Regions from separate parts of the Homo sapiens genome. Here all the other regions are linked to region 3. Evidence: read pairs that join two places in POLR2A ChIA-PET (ENCODE). Cell type or tissue: GM12878. All regions are shown on one strand.

Region 1 (4,000 bases), 80 kb after region 3:
CTATTAATCAATTTCACAGATTTTTTAAAGTTAGAATTTTTAGAAATGGAGTCTTGCTCCATTGCCTAGGCTGGAGTGCAGTTGTGCAATCATAGCTCACTGCAGCAATGAACTCAAGCCATCCTCTCTCACGTCCCAGACAGCTAGGACCACAGGTGTATGATCACATCCGGCTTATTTCATAGATTTTAAGTGTCTTACCCAAGGTCATCATCTAGCCAGTGACCAGGATTCAGACTCAGGCCTTCCACCCCAAGACATTTTTTTGGAGACAGGGTCTCGCTCTGCCGCCCAGGCTGGAGTGCAATGGCTCAATGGCAGCTCACTGCAGGCTCGACCTCCTGGGCTCAAGTGATCCTCTTACCTCAACCCTCCAAGTAGCTGAGGCTATAGGCACTCACCACCATGCCCGGCTTTTTAAAAATTTTTCCTAGAGACGGGGTCTCGCTCTGTTGCCCAGGCTGGTCTGGAACTCCTGGGCTCAAGAGGTTCTCCTGCCTCAACCTCTGAAAGTGTTGGGATTACAGACAGACCATGTTTTTATAGTCTACTGCATACCGAGGTAAAGCCACAGACAACTTTTGTTTTATCCTAAACAATCAGCCTGTGCACATAATAATAAAACCAACCTCACAGTTTAAAAATCACTTTTACTTAACATTTCTACCCTTGAGCCTCCCAGCAACTCTGTTACATAGGCATCTTTATCAGCTTCCTTTTGCATAAATGTGGAAGCTAAACCCAGGAAGATTAGGTGACATTCTACTCAAAATAAGTGGCTTCTCATTTCATACCCTGTCTTCTTCCCACCCCATCTGATTCCCTGAGAACTAAATTCTGTTCCGTTTTCAAAGATTTGCCAGTACCCTTTTAAGGAAAAAAAACAGTAGATTACAATACATTAGGTTGGGCCATTTTTAACTGAAATTGCTGACATTCAACCTGTTTTTTTTTTTGTTTTTTGTTTTTTGTTTTTTTTTGAGATGGGGTCTTGCTTTGTCACCCAGACTGGAGTGCAGTGGCACAATCTAGGCTCACTGCAACCTCCACCTCCCTTCCCACTGCAGCCCTTCCCCCACCTCCACCCCCAGCAGCTGGGACCACAGGTGCATGCCACCATGCCCAGCTAATTTTTTGTATTTTTGGTAGAGATGGGGTTTCACCATGTTGCCCAGTCTGGTCTAGAACTCCTGAGCTCAAGTGATCCATCTGCCTTGGCCTCCCAAAGTGCTGGGGTTAAAGATGTGAGCCACTGCACCCAGTCTCAACCATTTTTTACTACAAAAATGGAGATTTCATGCACCCCAAATTAAAAAATTGGACCTCAAAATGAAGATATTTATGCTATGCTTATATGCATCAAAAATAGGATACTTTGGCTGGGTGCAGTGGCTCACACCTGTAATCCCAGCACTTTGGTAGGCCAAGGCAGGCAGATTGCTTGAGCTCAGGAGTTCGAGACCAGCCTGGGCAACATGGCGAAACCTCATCTCTACAAAAAAATACAAAAATTAGCTAGGGATGGTGGCAAGCACCTGTGGTCCCAGCTATTTGCCACTGCACTCCAGCCTGGGCAACAGAGTGAGGCCCTGTCTCCAAAATAAAAAATAGAAAAAAAATAAAATAAACACAGGATACTTTGGTTAATCCCTTTAAATTAACAAAGGTAATTACCTGATGCAGAGAGAAAAAAACAGACATTTTTAGAAGTGGAAAGGATCCTAGAGGTAATTCAGGAAGACATGAATAAAAGGTAATAAAAATGCTACTTTAGAACAAATAGCAATATGAATGACTGTAGGGAATAACCAGGAAAAAAGTCCAGCCTATAGAGAGTCTCAGAGTAGAAGGCACTTGCCTCTAAGCTCTATGCCCAGAGAGGACAACAGATCAGGTGTCTGTGAGTGAGAAACCAGGGGATGCCCAAAGTTCAAGGGTAAGGATGGACTGTGAAGTTCTCAAATCCAAGGACATTGGAAAGGACTATTAATCCATAAACACAAACAATCACTTTAAACAAGTCAGGATTGTTGAATTTAATTAAAAACATTTTGTTCTGCTCTAAGCGTTTAATAAAAGGATTTATGGAGAAATTGCTAGGCTTATATAGCTTAGGAAAGAAGTGTTTAACATTTTATCTGCAAATTGTATTACTTTCTTCTAGATACAGATCAGAAGGAGAGGGAGAATAATAATTAGCACTGGTGGATTTACACTCGGGGCTCGGACGGGGGAGAATAGAAGGAGACGTGGGTAGAAAGTGTTTGGATTTCAGTGCAATATATGAGGAATATTCTAGCCCTTAGAATTACACTAAAATCCAACAGGCTCTAGAAGTAATAAGCTCCCAGTCCCTAGAAGTGCTCAAGTAATGCTTAGCTGACCACTTGTCAAGGACATTGTGGAAGGGGTTTCTTGTATTTGGAAAGAGAGTGAGCTAGAACACCTTTCACCTGCTTTTCAATTCTAAGATCCCAGGAGCCAAAAGAAGCCAATGTTCTGGAGTCAAATTAAATCTATTCAAGAACCGGTTTTATCCAGTTATAAAAAGAGTAAGTTTCAACTCTAACTTTTTATGATTCTGAAAAATGTCAAGGAGCTCCTTTTAGACTCTCTCCATCTATCTTTAAACATACTTTTCTTCAAAAAGTATCAGTACTCAAATAAATTACAACATTTCTTATTCAAATGCATTATTTTTGGGTTTCAGCTATTCTTACCCAACAGTATTATAATTTTTAAAAACACCATACCACACCTTTTCATTGCAAACATAGGGTAATTCAGCTATGCTAATATAAAGGAAAATGTTGTGGGCTAGTGTGGAAACCTGTTCTCACCCTCATTGATCATACTCCCATGTATACTTCTGCTTCTATGAGGAAGTGAGTTCTGAATCTCAAAGGACTACCTCACATCTAGTCAATTACCAGTACAATCCTATACAAATGAAGAGGATTGAAGGATCGTACTTCAATCCTGCAATTGAGGACTGTAGGATAAAGTAAATCAGCAAGCTGCAATTTATAACATGTCACTTCGTACCTGAAAGGAAATGTTTAGGGAATATTCATCCTCTAATTATTTTTTTAGCCTCCCATAGTGAAGCCATGTTAGGCATTATGGCATAAATGAAAAACCTGAGGGTAGGGCTCCTAATGCAGAATTATACTGAAAAGTAAGAGGTAGAGAAAGACCTTTGGAGGACTCTCCTGGTAGGCAGAGGAGCCTGAACTTTTTGGCATTTTGGCTCCTGGCAGCAGAAAGTGCAGGGGACTTCCATCCTGCAGACAATCTGTTGAACAGGCTGGGCCAGCACCAGGGGTTGGCAGGCCGCTATCAGAGTTGGACTAAGCTCAGCCTGCTGTCCAGAGTGCTCCTTGGAGTCATTCTGCTCCAGCTGAGGACATCAGAATCTTATTAGTTGGCAAAGCACCCACAGGACAAAATCTGTCTCTGATTACTACCACTCCTCCTAGAGAGTGGGGCATTTGGGGCCAGAGGTGAGAGGGAGAGTGGGAAGGTGGGTATGTGTAACTATAATGGGGTTAATGCTCTTAGATTCAGCTAGACTGGCTAACAAGCCAAGTCAGATGGGAGAATAAACTAAAGTGCCTGTCTCAAAGGCTTTCAGACTTGGGAGGGTGTAGAACACAGTGGTAAAGTGAGACCTTGGGAAATGGACAGGCGTGGGTTCAAATTTAGGCCCACTGCTTGTCAGCTATGTGACTTTGAGCATATTACCTAATCTTTTTAAGACTCAGTGTCTTTATCTGTAAGATGAGGAAAATATTATTGCTATTAGCATAAAGCAACCCAGAACCTGACCCATGGTAAAGCTCAATAAATGTTAGGTATTTTTGTGAGTTGGTGACACACTTAACACAAGTCGACATTATCAAACTTGCCCGGCATTCTCAGGCTGTTGATGGTAATTGCCTTCAGAGCCCAAGTTTTATCCACGGTTCTCCACCACCTTCTGCAGCATGGGGAAGCTGTT
Region 2 (4,000 bases), 73 kb after region 3:
AGGGTGTGTTAAAACACAGATTATTAGGCTCCATTCCCAGAGCTGCTGATTTAGTAGGTCTGGGGTGGGGCCTGAGAATTTGCATTGCTATGAGTTCCCAGGTGATGCTGATGTTGTTGGTACAGAAACACATGGAGACCTACTCGAGATTCGGACATTGTCCTTGCCCATTTGGCATTTGTGCCCTCTTCTTTTTGTAACAGCACCTTGACTTGTCTTTGAGGAACCAGCCTTCCTCCCTTTGGAGACCATGTTTCTGGGTGTGGCTGACATCTTCCCCTTGTCCACCCTCTACTCCAAAGATAAGCCCATGACCTGGGTGTGGCCAGGCAGCCACAGGGATTGGTTCAGATTTAGCACATGACTCGAGTTTATGCAATGAGCATAAACCTTGTGATCTTAGCAAGAACATCTGAGAAAACAGCCATCCCTTTCAACAAGATTTCTAAGTTGATGGAATGTTAGCCTAAAGCAGCTGGGGGTATTTTGCTATAACAATGTGGGAAGAAGCTCTCCGAGAATGAAGCCAATACAGGGAAAAGATGAGAGAGAGAGGTAGGTTTCCCATGATATCATTTGAATAGCTAGAGAGGCTTCTTCCTAAAGCTTTATTCCTGGACCTTACTTGTGCCCGCCCCTCGCTTATACATTCCTTTTTGTGTAAGCCAGTTGAATGTCTATTATTTCAGGGTTTTCACATACCTACCCACCCACTCCCAAAGTTCAGGCTAAAAGCTCCTGAGCTATAAGCAATATATTTAAAGTAGTCTTACTTTTCAACTAGATGGCTGAGTCTCATTTATATTTTTGGCAGACTTTGTCTTCAGTGATACCTGCAGCCTAAGTCCATTTTACATGAATAAGGCTTTCTGCCTACCTACGTGACCACTTTATGTCCCACCCTCATTTCCAACAACAGTGAACCCCAAAGAATTTCTGGTATCAGCCTGCAGATGTAGTAGGCCAGGTGTACCACAATGTCAGGCCTGACATCAGGCACCAGTGTGACTGCCTCTCCCTCCACATTAACCACAGTCTTCAGTAACACTGGACCATGACCTCAGGTACCTGTCTCTTACACTAACAGACATATGCCATTTTTTTTTCCTTTAGGGTTATTCTCTTCAGATGGACAGGAAAAGAATTTTACTAAATCACAATCATTTCCCCACATTTCTTAAAGCTCAGGATAGAGAAAGAAGGAACAGCAACCATGCCCCAATTCAGGCCTAGAGATTCATAGGAGACCCTTCTTACTGTGACCTTTTATAGAGCATAGGCTTGGTGAGCCGTGATCATGGTTCCTGGTGAGTGCAGAGGCCAGGCCCTGATCTCCTTAACTCCACTCCAACCATTCCCTTGCTCTCCTTTCCCCACAGGGGTGATTCTCACCTGTAGCACTCACCCCCATATTTGGATTCTATAGGTTTTTTTTTTTTTTTAAATGGAGTTTCACTCTGTCACCCAGGCTGGAGTGCAGGGGCACATCTTGGCTCACTGCAATCTCCACCTCCCAGGTTCAAGTGATTCTCCTGCCTCAGCCTCCCGAGTACCTGGGACTACAGGCAAGCGTCACCAAGCCCGGCCAATCTATGGGTTTTAAAAAGCTCTGCAGAGGATTTCAATGTGAAGTCATGGCTGAGAACCACGGACTTTAGGGCCCAAGGCCACTCACACTGTGGATGAGTTCCTGCATTGTAGAGTTTAGGAAACACTTGAACACAAATGGTTTTACTTTCTCAAACTCTGACAATCGGTCCCTTGACCCATTCTTCCACTGCCTGCCATGCTCCCTGGTTGCTAACTGCAGGTTCCTTAATTCTCATCTTCCCTGTGTAGATTTCTGATCTATGAACTGCCTGATTGCTGATATCGGGATGGCTAATCAATATTCCCAAATTACCAAGCCCTGGCCTCCATTTGTGGCTGTGGCCTAAACATCTAAGATTCTTTCCAAGTACTAATCATTTATTCAACAAATAATTGGTCTTGGAATATTTACTATTTGTAAGTCACTAAGCTAACCTATACATGGGAGTTTATAAGGAAAATGTAAATTAAATAAGGCCTGTTCCATGAGAAAAGACAAAGAAGAACAGGGTGAATTCTAGCAGAAGTTGGTTTAATTTTCTGTGGAAGAAAAAAGAAATGGAAACAGAATAGTACTGGACATAAGGTTGGGGTTTCTTCTTTATGTGAAAAAGAGGAATTGAGACAATAGTCATCAGTAACCAGAAACACTTCAATTAGAGAGAGGAGGTACAATGTGTACATTGCTTCTATATTTAATTTGAACTCCAAATATGGTGGGGGGTTTTGTTTGTTTGTTTGTTTGTTTGTTTTGTTTTGGAGGTAGGGTCTTGCTCTGTCATCCAGGCTGAAGTGCAGTGGCATAATCAGAGCTCACTGTAACCTCAAAATCATGGGCTCCCACCTCAGTCTCTCAAGTAGCTGGGACTACAGGCATGCATCACCACACCTGCCTATAGAGATGGGGTCTCACTACATTGCCCAGGCTGGTCTTGAACTCTTGGCCTCAAGCAATCATCCTACCTCAGCCTCCCAAAGTGCTGAGACTACAGGCATGACCCACTGTGTCCAGCCCAAATATGTTTTTTTTCAAAAGTGTATAATATCTGTGTGGGTAACCATTCCCAGGTAATATGCGTTATTTTAACAGTAAGGTGTACAGAAAAAGTGTGCTTGCCAGAATCACGCATAGTAATCTCTTCTCCTTCTTATCTCTGTTTAGTGTGGTCTAACCACTGCACCACTGCTGGCCCTGTGGGTACCATCATCCACTTGGTGACAGACAGCTCCTGGACTCTAATGACTGAACCATTACTGAGCTCAGTCCATATGTCTTCACCTACTGACCTTTAAATGTGTTCCTCTGTACTTGCCCAATTGACACCTGTTTGCCTCTTTCTAGCTGTCTCACTTATCCTTAAGAGAGGCCCCAGCTCAGCCTGCAGCCACCCTCTTTTTTTTTTTTCCAGGAAGTATTACTGATCACTGTCTTGTCTGAACCAGGTTCAAGGTAGGGGGGTGGTTCAGGCCATACTGAGAGGACACAGATGTCTCCCCAGAATGGCCAACATTCCTCTTCTGTGAGGACAGAGAGGAAGAACTGCTGGCAACAAGGACAGGTTCCTGGATATCTGTACTGAGCAGCCGCCTGAGCTGGCCTGAGCTCAGGGGCAGATGAGCTATTTATCAAAGTGAAAGATGGCTGCAGCTGGAATTGCTAAAAACAAACCACTCCAGGTTTTATCTACTTCCAAAAACGTTTACCTCTAAGTAGGTCAAAGTGTTCCCAAAGTAGGGCAGTATAAGAGTGCCAGTCTATCACTCTGAGTTTCAATTAAGGTAAACTTATGATTGCTAAGTGTCCACTATGTGGGATGGCATTTTAATTCTGCCAACGCCACCTTCCCTCCTACAGGCACAAATAGCAGCTGCAGCAGCATGTACATTCACGGAGTACAGTGCAGAGGTTTCTGATGAGTCAAATGGAAAGTGGATTTTGTCTTGATGTAACTCAGGTGAGTTTATTGAGGATTTCCAATAATAGAAAGGATGTACATCTGCCAATAATGGAATGTGGATAATGACCTGCTCATCCTTCAACCAGTCCAAATAAATGAGAGGTACTTAACCCATACGTCCCCAGAGAAGACTTCCTCAATCAGGACTCCTAGCATCAGAACATGATTCCCCATTCCCATCCTGAAGTCCTCCTGCTAAAGCTTAAGCCAGTTTCCTTTACCGTTCTACATGCTGAGCCTGGTCCTTCACATAAGAACTCTGCAGAGGTCCCTGATGCATGATCCGTCCCTCCTTTCTATAAATATTTACTGAGAACTTCTTACATGGCAGCTACTGTTTTAGATGCTGGGGATAGGGCAATGAACACAGTAGACAAAATCCCTGTATTGGTAGGGGGGATTTGCAGAGGAATATTAACAAATATGTCAGGTAGTGATAAATGCAATGAAGA
Region 3 (4,000 bases):
TCACGCCTGTAATCCCAGCACTTTGGGAGGCTGAGGCTGGCGGATCACGAGGTCAGGAGATCGAGACCATCCTGGCTAACACGGTGAAACCCCGTCTCTACTAAAAATACAAAAAATTAGCCAGATGCGGTGGCGGGTGCCTGTAGTCCCAGCTACTTTGGGAGGCTGAGGCAGAAGAATGGTGTGAACCCGGGAGGCGGAGCTTGCAGTGAGCCGAGATAGTGCCACTGCACTCTGGCCTGGGCAAAAGAGAGAGACTCCATCTCAAAAAAAAAGAGTAGTGACTGGCTTTTCCCAGGGTCACCTGCCACCTCAGAGGTCACCTTTCTGACTTAAGCTTTGCTTTGACTTGACAAAGGACTAAGACATCAGCTCCAACTTGGCCTCACCTGTGTAACAACAACCTGAGAAGCTAAGGAGACTCAGCTTTGTGCAAGTGCTAGGAAATTTCCCTTTGGGTATGGCATTTATCAACCTCTATTCCATTTACCAACTTCTTGGGGTTCCCCCTGAGTACTCACAAAGCTGAGGGGGTAAATACAGAATTTCAAGATTTACATGCTACTTGTTCATCTCCACTATGAAGTGATAGCCCTGCTTTCAAACCAGGCCTTCACTGTGATGTTCTCACTTTTGTTTCCTAGGAAACAGAAACTCATAAATAGACACTTTGTACATTTCTAGGTAACAGAAGGACCTGGCCTCACTTATTTTTGCTAGTTTTCATGTCTGTGGCTAGGCTAAAGGAGTGATGAATTTGAGAGAGAAAGGCAGGCTAATTAACAACAGGGAGGGACCCTTCACACCTGCCTTCCCAATTCTCACTACTGCTTATAATCTCTCACATGCTGAGCTATGTCTAAGACTCATCAGTAGCTCTGCTTCCAACACAGAGTACAACCCTAAACAAGAAAACAAAAGTTGGCCAAGTGCAGTGGATCCTGCCTGTAATCCCAACACTTTGGGAGGCTGAGACAGGAGGATTACTTGAGCCTAGGAGTCCCAGACCAGCCAGGGCAACCAAGCAAGACTCCATCTCTACAAAAAATAAAATAATTAGCCAGGCATGGTGGCGCACACCTGTAGTCCCAGCTACTTGGGAGGCTGAGGTGAGAGGATCCCTTGAGCCCAGGAGGTCAAAGCTGCAGTGAGCTATGATCATACCACTGTACTTTAGTCTGGGTGACCAAGCAAGACCCTGTCTCAAAAAAAAAAAAAAAAAAGATAGAAAAGAAAAAGAAAATGAAAGTTTTGGAGGAGTTCTGCTTTTGCACTAGTGGTATGTGGTATATTCTTGATCAACTCAAATAACAGATTGACTTCATATCAACATAGGTAACTCTTGCATAACATGGGATTGTTCTGCATTATGAATTTTATTTTACCACTAACTATTCAAAGTGGAGAAGAAGTTCTCTTGGAACTAATCCCAGAAACAGATGCAAAATTAAAACCTTTGGAGAAGGAGTAGAGACAGGACCTGCTTGGTGGTACAACAGCTCCTTCCTCTATATATAACTTTCCTACATTTGGGGAAATGTTTTCTTAGGTGATCTCTATCAGACTATCTGCCACGGTCAGAGACTCTCTGATTCTATAGGCCCTCAGTAACAGTCTCATAGTTTCCTCAACTTTGCCATTTTCCTTTTATCACTATGTTTTAAATTTCTAACAGACCTACAACCACACTTTGTCAGTAATAGCTGCTATCTCACAGAATATACTTTAGCCTAAACTTCAATCAAGTCAGTGCCAAAGTGGCTCAATGTTTATCAGTGCTATGCTGTACAGATCTGAGTCTTAGAATGAAAGATGTCAGTGGAAACAGCGTGGGGAACCCCTCTCGAATTTTCCCCAACCTTTGTCCATTGTCCACCGCACTCACATGTGCACCACAGGGAGGAACTGGGGAAGCCACTTACATCCTGCCTCTCAGGGCCTTGGCTTTCTGTTCTTCTTCTGGGTTTTTAGGAGGTGTGGGTGGGGCCATCCCCTCATTCAGGCAGCCTGCAGGGTCTTTCAAGCTCCCCCGGTATGAGCTTCCTTCTAGACTCTGAAAAGAGAGAAAAACAGGCTTAGAGAAGTGTACTTTGAAAAGTCATTTGGAATCCCTGTGTCCTCCCAGCCTAGCCACAGACAACATGGAAAATCAGTAGCCAAGGCTGTTCTCACCAAACCACAGTGAAGCACTAGCAGACCAGAGACTTTATCCTCCTGCAGCAGGGAGCCCAGAGCTGCCACCTTCTCAGGCAACCAGGATGTACTTGGCATCTATGTGCTGCCAATTTCCCAGACATAATGAAATTGTCAAAGTGACTATCTCTAGTTAAGAGCTCCAGAGGTAATGCTAACGATCGCAATTCTATACCAAATATGCAGTTACAAAAGAAAACAAGTGAAAAGGGTGAATATGGTACTCCAGAGGGAACTAAGGGTAAAAGAACCTAAATTTGAATCCCAGACCTGCTAGTCACTGAATGATTTATGTGAGATAGCTAAAATTGTTCCATGCTTCAGTTTTTCTCAGTTTTCAAATTAAATCTTCCCTCTCTACAGATTTCTAAGGAATAGGCCGAGATAATAGCTGTACAACCCCTTTGAAAAGTTAAAAATGTCCTATGATGATGGGGTTTTCCCCTGTCCCCATGGATGGAACTGTTAACGATAAAAATATTCAAAATGGAGTCAATCTTAACACTTTTACAAGTGTCCTGGAAGAAGGATTACACAGTGACATTTAGCATTTCATTATGCAAATTGGCAGAAGTAGTGTGGATACACAGTGAGGCTGGAGAGTAAGGTCAAGTTGGGCAACTGTAAAACAAATAATGAGAGACTAATCTAAGGCTATTCTTTATTATTATTATTATTATTATTATTATTATTATTATTATTTTATTTTAGAGACAGGGTCTCACTATGTTGCCCAGGCTGGTCTTGAACTCCTGGGCTCAAGTGATCTTCCCGCTTCAGTCTCCCAAAGTGTTGGGGTTACAAGCATGAGCCAATGCACCCAGCCATAATATCTATCTATCTATCTATCTATCTATCTATCTATCTATCTATCTATTTTGAGACAGGGTCTCACTCTATTGCCCAGTCTGGAGTACAGTGGTGCAATCATGGCTCACTGCAGCCTTGACCTCCTAGGCTCAAGCAATCCTCTCACCTCAGCCTCCCAAATAACTGGGACAGTCATGCACCACCATATCCAGCTAATCTTTTTTGTTTGTTTGTTTGTTTGTTTGTTTAAGAGACTGGGTCTCATTACATTGCCCAGGCTGGTCTTGAACTCCTGGGCTCAAGTGATACTCCCACCTCAGCCTCTCAAAATGCTGGGATTACAGGTGTGAGACAGCGTGTCTGGCCCTAAACTGCTCTTACAAGATGCCTGCCTAAACCAGCTACTGCAGCTAACAGAAACAGTTTCATTTAGTAGTTTTTGAAAACATTAGCCCTAAGGTTAAAGTCACAAAGATTTAAAAAAATGCAGTCCAAAAAGGTAGGAATGAAAGGCTTCAGCTTGGCCTTCAGTGAGCTGCACTTGGAGTATTGTCATGATGCTCTCAGTTGCTCTATTTTAACATAGGCTAAACAGGTAGAACAGAAAGGTCCAGAGAAATAAATCAAAAACTAATGAGGTTCCTGATGGTCCATTTTATAAGAAAAGATGGAGAATATGAAGATTTGAATCTGAAAAACATAACACTAAGCAGATATCAAACCTTCCATTCCCCCACCCCCAAACTGACAAAATGTGCCAAGGGCTAAACATGAATTTGTTACCAACACTAGAAACTGGAACTAAGAGGACAGGGTCTTCAAACTCAAGAGAGAATTTCTTTTAACTTGAGATAAAAGTATTCACAGAACAAGTAATCAGCCATGGAAGTTGTTATATCCAGAGCAGCAGTATAGGCTAAAAATATGGAAAGGTCAAGAAGGGTTTAGCTCAATTTATAGATACAGGATCTGTAACCTGTTATTAAGGAAATGAGAG

Evidence for each region. Peaks named below come from ENCODE experiments on the same cell type or tissue, not always from the same donor. Only the 100,000 strongest peaks of a DNase experiment are listed, where the experiment ranks them.
Region 1: POLR2A ChIA-PET joins it to region 3 with 5 read pairs; 3 of 35 experiments call an interaction of 5 or more read pairs at or near these places.
Region 2: POLR2A ChIA-PET joins it to region 3 with 5 read pairs; 3 of 35 experiments call an interaction of 5 or more read pairs at or near these places.

Annotation. Positions count from the first base shown.
Region 1 is chr3:124,569,305-124,573,304 of GRCh38, reverse strand. The region is part of intron 34 of KALRN (kalirin RhoGEF kinase); the gene reads right to left. The region is part of intron 2 of LOC105374076 (a long non-coding RNA gene); the gene reads left to right. Among named protein-coding and RNA genes, the nearest start is that of UMPS, 160 kb to the left of the region's middle. In GM12878, no CTCF peak of the experiment used is centred here; no DNase peak of the experiment used is centred here.
Region 2 is chr3:124,576,209-124,580,208 of GRCh38, reverse strand. The region is part of intron 34 of KALRN (kalirin RhoGEF kinase); the gene reads right to left. It overlaps LOC105374076 (a long non-coding RNA gene), which reads left to right. Exons shown (of 4, transcript XR_001740872.2): 2 at 3,446-3,545. Among named protein-coding and RNA genes, the nearest start is that of UMPS, 150 kb to the left of the region's middle. RefSeq lists an enhancer at 2,221-2,510. In GM12878, a CTCF peak has its summit at 3,455; DNase peaks (open chromatin) are centred at 2,212 and 3,478.
Region 3 is chr3:124,648,861-124,652,860 of GRCh38, reverse strand. It overlaps KALRN (kalirin RhoGEF kinase), which reads right to left. Exons shown (of 60, transcript NM_001388419.1): 38 at 1,923-2,053. Among named protein-coding and RNA genes, the nearest start is that of UMPS, 80 kb to the left of the region's middle. In GM12878, no CTCF peak of the experiment used is centred here; a DNase peak (open chromatin) is centred at 1,870; H3K27ac peaks cover 1,858 bases.